2 separate regions of the Homo sapiens genome follow, and region 1 is linked to region 2. Evidence: read pairs that join two places in POLR2A ChIA-PET (ENCODE). Cell type or tissue: HCT116. All regions are shown on one strand.

Region 1 (4,000 bases), 120 kb after region 2:
AGTGGTGGAGAAATAGTGATGAGATTCTGACAAACAAAATGTATTCTTAACAAGAAGGGCTGCTCTGTGTTGAAGCAGAACCCTGTAGGTATCTCTAATTATGCATAGCATAGACTGTCTCCTTCAGAGAGCTCTGTTTCCCAGACTGTCCAGGACTTGTTATTGCATTAGGCATCTCAAGGGCATGATGGCCATCTGGAGGGCATCTGGCTTTCTTCAGAGTTAAGGTCTACTGACATCTGGCAGGAGGGTAATAGAAATAATCAAGATATCCAAGCCTCCATGGCGGTAAGAGGCAGGCCTGGTCCTAGGAAGAGTTGGGTGTATCAATAATGATAGCAACAGGGATGGTCATAGCAACAGCAGGAAGAGGGAAAAAAAGAGAAGATATAATTTGTGAAGCACACACCAAGGTCTGCAGTCTGTGCTGGGGACTCTGTGGACATTCATGAGCTGACAGCTCGTCCAGAAAATCACGGGCACCTAGGATGTCCCAAATAGGGCCAGGAAAAATACTGAATTCAGTGGTTCTTTTCCTCCATGAGTTGTGATCTCCTTCAACTAATGATCATAGGAATTTTCCTCCTGGGCTGGCAGAGTGCCAAGACAGAGGGCTGCAGACATCTGGGGAGAATGCCGAGGGGTCATCTGGAGGGCACTGCAGCCGATGAGTCAGGGCGAGGCAAGCGGGTGGCTTGGCGTCCTAACCATGTTAGCACCTTGGCCCAGTTCACATCTGGACTGCATGGTGGGCCAGAGTTGAAAGGCCTGATTTAATTTCAGCCAAGATGGTCCCCTCTGCCTCCTCCTCACAGGACAGCAGACTCAAGCAAAGCAGCAGTCGCTCCTCTGTCCCATCCTAGGAGCCAGTCGTTGTTCTCAAGGACAACCCAGCATTGGCCCAGGCACACTCTTTCATGCAGGGACACACACTTGGCTCCCAACTTTGTGGAGCTTCCTGACTGCTGGTCAACAGCGACCGCTGCTTCCGGGAGTCCATTCCATTTGCCATGGTGATTTCAGTGGCTCTCCCTTCATATAACCCCATCTGCTGTGCTGGCAAACATGCCTACTTAGTCACTTAGGTAGTTTTGTGGGAAGAAGAGGTTTCCTAACTAGACGGGAAGTTCCTTGATCCTTCAGTATCTGACCTCCTTTACCTCCTTCATGGAGCCTCAAGGTCAGAACCTTCAACCCTCCTGAGAGTCCTTCTGTATTAGTCTTTTCATGCTGCTGATAAAGACATACCAGAGACTGGGTAATCAATAAAGGAAAAGAGGAGGCCTCACAATCATGGCAGAAGGCAAAAGGCACGTCTTACATGGTGGCAGACAAAGAAAGAATGAGAGCCAAGCAAAAGGGGAAACCCCTTATAAAACCATCAGATCTCATGAGACTTATTCACTACCATGAGAACAGTATGGGGGAAACCACCCTCATGATTCAGTTCTCTCCCACTGGGTCCCTCCTATAACACATGGGAATTATGGGTAGAGACACAGCCAAACCATATCATCCTCTTTCATATTTGTGGGAAAGAGTTTGTCTTGTGTCCACCCCCAAACTGAGTCCATGTCTCAACTACTTTTCTTCAACACTTGCGACTCACTTTGGGCTCACTTGGCTGGAGCCTGCTTCTATGCCTTCCCAAGGACACACAAACTTGAGGTCAAATGAGCAGCTAATTTGCTAATCATTTGGGGAGCAGCAGAGGGGTTTACACTGTAGCAGACATAGCAGGTATCTTAAAAATGGAATATTAGAACCCCGTCCTGAAAGCTCTCTGGTTCCCACTCCCAGGAGTCCCTCTCCTTTCTTGGTAGGTCTCTTGTCTCACTCACTGCACATCTCTCCCCCAACCCACTCTTCCTGAGAGCTGTCCCTGAAATCCTCCAATTTCATTTTTATTATGAAGAGGAATTTTTGTTCTCCTGATGCTATGGCTTTGGGGTTATGTGTTGAGGATTGTCTTTTCAGAGCCAAATGGCTCACCAAGAATTTTACTGAATGAGAGCCCTTCTGTTCCAGAAGAAAACCATGCCACTCCTTTAAGGAAGTGGTTAAGGAAGTGGCTGCAGGCAATTGCGGTTGGGATTTTTCCCTACTAAATCACTCCCTTTCCAGGTAGGTAGCAAAATGGGTTCATCCACTAGAATCTTTCTGCTATCATTCTCCCTCCAATCTCTCTGACTGGGTAATTAGGGTAGAGGTACTTGTGTATTTGTCCATCCTAGGCAGGCCTTTCTATAACAAACAACTCCTTGTATCTCGGTTACTTAATATAAGAAGTTTATTTCTGGGCCAGGTGTGGTGACTCATGCCTGTAATTGCAGCACTTTGGGAGGCCCAGGCGGGCAGATCTCTTGAGGCCAGGAGTTCAAGACCAGCCTGGCCATTATGGCAAAACCCCATCTCTACTAAAAACACAAAAATTAGCTGGGCAAGGTGGCACCCGCCTGTGGTCCCAGCTACTCCAGAAGTTGAGGCATGAAAGTTGCTCGAACCTGGGAAGTGGAGGTTGCAGCGAGCTGAGATTGCGCCACTGCACTCCAGACTGGGTGACAGAGCAAGACCCTGTCTCAAAAAAAAAAAAAAAGAAGTTTATTTCTCACTAACATGTAGCTCTAACGTGGATTGGGTAGGGGATCCTCTACTTCATACAGTCATAAGGGACCCAGGTCCCTTCCATCTTGTGGCTCCATCCACCTCTAGCATCTCAGAGTCTTCTCTATTCAGCAGGCAGATGGGGAAAGGGAGCAAAGACTGCTTGTGGAAGGTTTATATAGGACACACCTGAAAGTGGCAGTCGTCGTTTTGGCTCACATACCATTGGCCAGAATTCAGTTACATGGCCACACTTAACTCCAAGGACAATGGAAAATATAGTTCAGCTGTCTGGAAGAAGCACAGGGCATGAGTGCTGATGAGCTGTAGCAGTCTCTACCACATTCTTTTAAGGGTAGCTTCCCTTTACTTCAAGGTGTAGCTTCTTTTAGTGGTTCATCCAAGTTAAAAAACAAAAACAGCAACAACAACAAAAAACCTGGTACCTTGCATTGATACAAGAATGGCCATAAAACTGAAGCCTCCTGAATCCTTTCTGAATATCTCCACTGGAGTAAGAAGTAAAGGAGTAGGCAGAGAACAAATATCCTAATGCCAGAAGAAGGACCACTGAGTAATTCTCAGTTTAAAAAAATTAAATATGGCAGTCACATAGTTTTGATAATATGGCATCTTCCTCCTCCCTTCTATTTTCCTCCAAAAATGGAGAAAATTATTTATTCTTTCCTGTCTGCTCTCTTATGTCTGGAAGTCTTACTTCAAAGCTTCAGGAGAGACTACATTCACCCCAAGATAAAAACAAAAACAAAAATAAAAATAAAAACACCTGTGAAATCACAGCAACTTAAGTGGGAGGAGAATGTAATGTTCTCAGCTATCTCTTGCTACGGAAGATGTGAAGGGAATATAAATAAACGTAGACAGTGCAATGTACTTTGCTGAAGCGTAAAAATTATAGGGTTTCAATCTACAGAAAGAAACTGAAGAGCTTTTTGACACTAGGTAAGTACATTGTGTGCAGTTGACTCCGAATCTCCTAGCAATGAAACTCTCTGGAAAGAAGGCTTGATATCCAGAGAGAGAAGGGGATAGGGAAGGTGGCCATTCATTCTTGTGTGCCCAGGACAGCTGTGGATCATGCCTGTCCTCCCAGTTCATCACTTACAGCCCCTTTATTCTCTCTCTCTCTCTCTCTTTTTTTTTTTTTTTTTTTAACAGAGGCTCACTCTGTCTCACTTAGGCTGGAGTGCAGTGGTGCTATCTCAGCTTACTGCAGTCTCCGCCTCCTGGGTTCAAGCTATTCTCCTGTCTCAGCCTCCTGAGTAGCTGGGGCTAGAGGCATGTGCCACCACACCCAGCTAATTTCATATTTTTCGTAGAGGTAGGGTTTCACCATGTTGGCCAGGCTGGTCTTGAACTCCTGACCTCAGGTGAT
Region 2 (4,000 bases):
GCAAATATTTTGTAATTATCTCCAGAAAGATGGTGTGTTGAGGGTCCCCCAAACCACGCTGAGATTCAGTGATTTACTGGGACTCATAGTACTCAGCCAGCAGTTGTACTCACTGCTATGATTTATTTCAGCAAAAGGATACAAAGCAAAATTAGTAAAAGGAAACAGCTCTTGGGGCAAAGTTCAGAGGAAACCAGGTACAAGCTTCCAAGAGCTCCCTCCCAGTGGAGTCACACAGGACACACTTAATTCTTCCAGCAGCAAGTTGTGACAACTCATGAGAAGTGATGTCTACCAGGGAAGCTCATTAGAGACTCTGTATCCATGGTTACTATTGGGTGCTGGTCATATAATCACACACTGTTTATCACACAACAAAGACTCCCAGAAGTAAACAGGCATTCAGCACAAACCACACTGTTTACGCAAACAGGTTAGGTGTAGCAAGCTACGCTTATCATCTGGGGAAATTTCATATCAATGTAGAGAACCAGCCAAATTCCCAGATACAGGCCTTTCTAAGAATAGTGGTCTCAGGCCTGCTATGTTAACTTTTTTCTATGCAGGTGTATTCCTACGTATAAGTATGAATGGAATCCTTAATTTTTTCTCTTCTATTTTCTATTTGATTACTTCTGGCAGATAGGAATGTATTACTTTTTAAAACTTTTTTTGATACTAGCAACTCTTTAAATTGTAAGATCTTGTTCATAGGTCCTCTTGGATATTCTAAGTAAATAAAACAATCATCATTTGCAAATACAGATGGTTTCATCTCTTCCTTTCAATTATTTTACCACTTTTAAAAATATGTCTTACTGCTTAGGGCTTCCAATATAATATTGAACAGACATATCTCTGTTTTCTTGAAATTCCTTGAAAATGCTAGGTATGATATTTTGAAATCATTTTGTTAGAAAAGAATGGAATATATTAATAGCTTCTATACCTAGGTGATAGTATATGAATTTTTTTTATACTTTCTGTATTTTCTAGATTTTCCATAATAAACATGTATTACTTTCAAAATAAAAGTATTTTAACATTGTCTAGAAAAACTATGATTTCCTTTTGAAATGTAATTTTTATAAATGTATAAATAGAAGCCTTTGATCAATCAATGAAAATATTCTGGACTCTAAATTGAGTATGAATAAAACTTTGACCAACAACCTTAACCAGTGGAATTCATGCTTGTTCCAATGGTAACTATGCCAGTGCAGTTGGAGCTCTGACCTTTAGGCCCTTGCCTTCTGCTCATTTCAGCCCTTTTGCCCTTCTCTTCTTAGACAGGAAGTGCTAGCAGAAAGAGCTAGAGAACTATCACATCTTTATTGCATGGTTGCTGGTGGGAAGAATTCCTTCCAAGCCTCTGTTACAGTCACTGTTGCTGTGGCTGTGATACGGAGTAGCTCTGGAGTGGATTCCTTTTCTCAACCTTTCCCTGCTCTAAGTTGACTGTACACTTGAAGGAAGAAAGAAGTGGAGAGGAAAGCATCTTAGCTGTAGGGACAATCATGCACAAATAGAGTGATCAAGGACTAAGCACAGATTTGAAATAGTTGGTGGCAGTATTTCTGTCTTTTGCCTTGAATTTGCATAGCTAATTTCCGTTATGTAAAGGTTTACCACACCAAAGTCAGATTTCCAGTGTATTCTTTTTCTCTTCATGTGACAATAGATGTCCAGTTAATCAGTAAATTGGTTTTAGCACCGCAGCCTGCACTGTGTGTGCCTTTAGGGTTTTTGTTACATACATCATGCTTGGCCCTGGCTGGAGGGATTCCATTCCTTTATGTTCTCTTCTTTTTTTTATCTTTCATTGTTGAAGATATCTTTTAAATATTGTCTATTTTAGGATGAATATGTTGAACTGCTTATTGTTCATTGTTTAAAATGATTTATCCTTGCCAGATTTCTTTGTTGGTGGTTTCAGTTTTTCTTGAGGTATTTTGTTTATTCATTTCAAAGACAGGTCTTAATTTTAGCCATTCTTTGTTGAAAGGCATTTGCAATTAAAAACCTTACCCTGGAAATGTTATTCTAGAGGTCTTCAAACTTTACTGTGTATGAAATTACCTTGGGAGTGGATGGGAAGTATGACCCATCCTCTTCCTCTGAATCAGAAGTCCTGGAAGGTGGGACTCAGGCATCTGGATTTTTAGCAAGCCCACTAGGTGATTGATTCTGTTGCAGAACAAAATTTGAAAACTACTGCAGCATTCATTTTCTGCAGTTGTTTAATTTTATTTTAATCCCAGAACTTTGGGATGCAGAGGTGGGCAGATCACCTGAGGTCTGGAGTTCGAGACCAGCCTGACCAATATGGAGAAACCTTGTCTCTACTAAAAATACAAAATTAGCCTGGCTTGGTGGCACATGCCTGTAATCCTAGCTACTCAGGAGGCTGAGGCAGGAGAATTGCTTGAACCCAGGAGGCAGAGGTTGCGGTAAGCCAAGATCGTGCCATTGCACTCCAGTCTGGGCAACAAGAGTGAAACTCCATCTCAAAAATAAAAATAAAAATAATAATAATTTAAAAATCTAATTAAAGATTTTGTGTCTACATTTTGTGAATTGGATCAAAAATAACCACTAAAAATCACTTGATACCAAATTTATTATATACTTGCAATGGCATTTATATACTTGAAAATGTAATTTTAAGTCTACATTAATAAAATCTATTCTAGAACTAGTAAAATTTAAACAACTCTGATAAAGGAATAAAGAAAATAGAGTCAATGTGTGTTCATATATATGAAAATTTAAGATGTGAGAAAGATAGCCTATTAAGCCAATTGCATTACTTGGTTATTTAATAAATAGTTTAAAAATAGAGCTGGATGAGTAATGATTTATACTATTAATTACTGCCAGATTTAAAACTTTAAAAATTTAAAACTTCAAAAAATGATACCCTGAAAGTTCCAGAAGAAAACACAGATGAATTATTTGTATAAATTGGAATGAGGACGATTTTTCTAATCATGACACAAAGTCAAAAAGCCATAATAGCAAAGATTGATAAATTTGAGAATGTAAAAGTTAAATTTTCTAAATGGCAAAAACAAAAAATAGAAACCAAACCCATATACAACAAAACAAAAGATAAAAATATCAAACAGGGAAAATAGTTGGCATACCTGGGACAGACAAAAGACTGCTTTTGATTTCCTCAAACTACACATTGCTTAAAAATTGCTGAAAATGGGAGATTTAAACACACACACACACACACACACACACACACACGCACACACAAATTCTCATCTATTTAGTCAAGAATGTAAACATGGAAACGAGGTATTTCCATGTCATGGTGTGGCTTTTCCTTAGGCTCTTGTTTCCTTTCAGCCTACACAGTGGCCATTGACCCTCTCTGTGAAAGTAAAATCACCACAGAGATGAGACAACAACCAAGTTCCAGCTGCATTGACTATACCGCCCCCCTTTTGTACTTAGGGCTTGGTGACACCTATTTGGAAGAACTTAATTAACCATCTATACTTTTCCTCTGAAGAGAATGTTTATAAACACTGAGCCTTCCTGTGTTGTTGAACTATGGTCAACATCAACACGGGCTCTTTTCATCTGGAATAGAACACAGTCAGTGCCCAGGGATTCTTGAGCCACACCTCAGCCTCCAGCTCTCCTGTGTCCAGGAGGGCAGTGTTCCACCCAAGACTCCCATACACACAATCGTGGAGGGACAAAAGATAGGATAGGATAGAAGAACAGACAAAAAATATGAATTGGCAGTTCACTGAAAGAGAAATATAAATAATATCTGATGTGTTAAATGCCTAACCTCTGTCATAATTAAAGATATAAAAAACTAAAACAACAGTGATAAGCCATTTTTCACTCAATCAGATCAGCAAAGATGAAGAAGTTCTATGTTATCTAGGGTTGCCAAGGGTGTAGAGAAACAAGCTCCATGTATGAACATTTGGAAGTTGTTTGCAATTATTGATGATATTTTAAAATGTGCATGCTC

What was found. Peaks named below come from ENCODE experiments on the same cell type or tissue, not always from the same donor. Only the 100,000 strongest peaks of a DNase experiment are listed, where the experiment ranks them.
Region 1: POLR2A ChIA-PET joins it to region 2 with 5 read pairs; 2 of 35 experiments call an interaction of 5 or more read pairs at or near these places.

The regions. Positions count from the first base shown.
Region 1 is chr14:88,985,628-88,989,627 of GRCh38, forward strand. No RefSeq gene overlaps it. Among named protein-coding and RNA genes, the nearest start is that of TRA-AGC15-1, 8.5 kb to the left of the region's middle. In HCT116, no CTCF peak of the experiment used is centred here; DNase peaks (open chromatin) are centred at 634 and 2,094; H3K27ac peaks cover 1,083 bases.
Region 2 is chr14:88,863,160-88,867,159 of GRCh38, forward strand. The region is part of intron 10 of TTC8 (tetratricopeptide repeat domain 8); the gene reads left to right. Among named protein-coding and RNA genes, the nearest start is that of TTC8, 41 kb to the left of the region's middle. In HCT116, no CTCF peak of the experiment used is centred here; no DNase peak of the experiment used is centred here.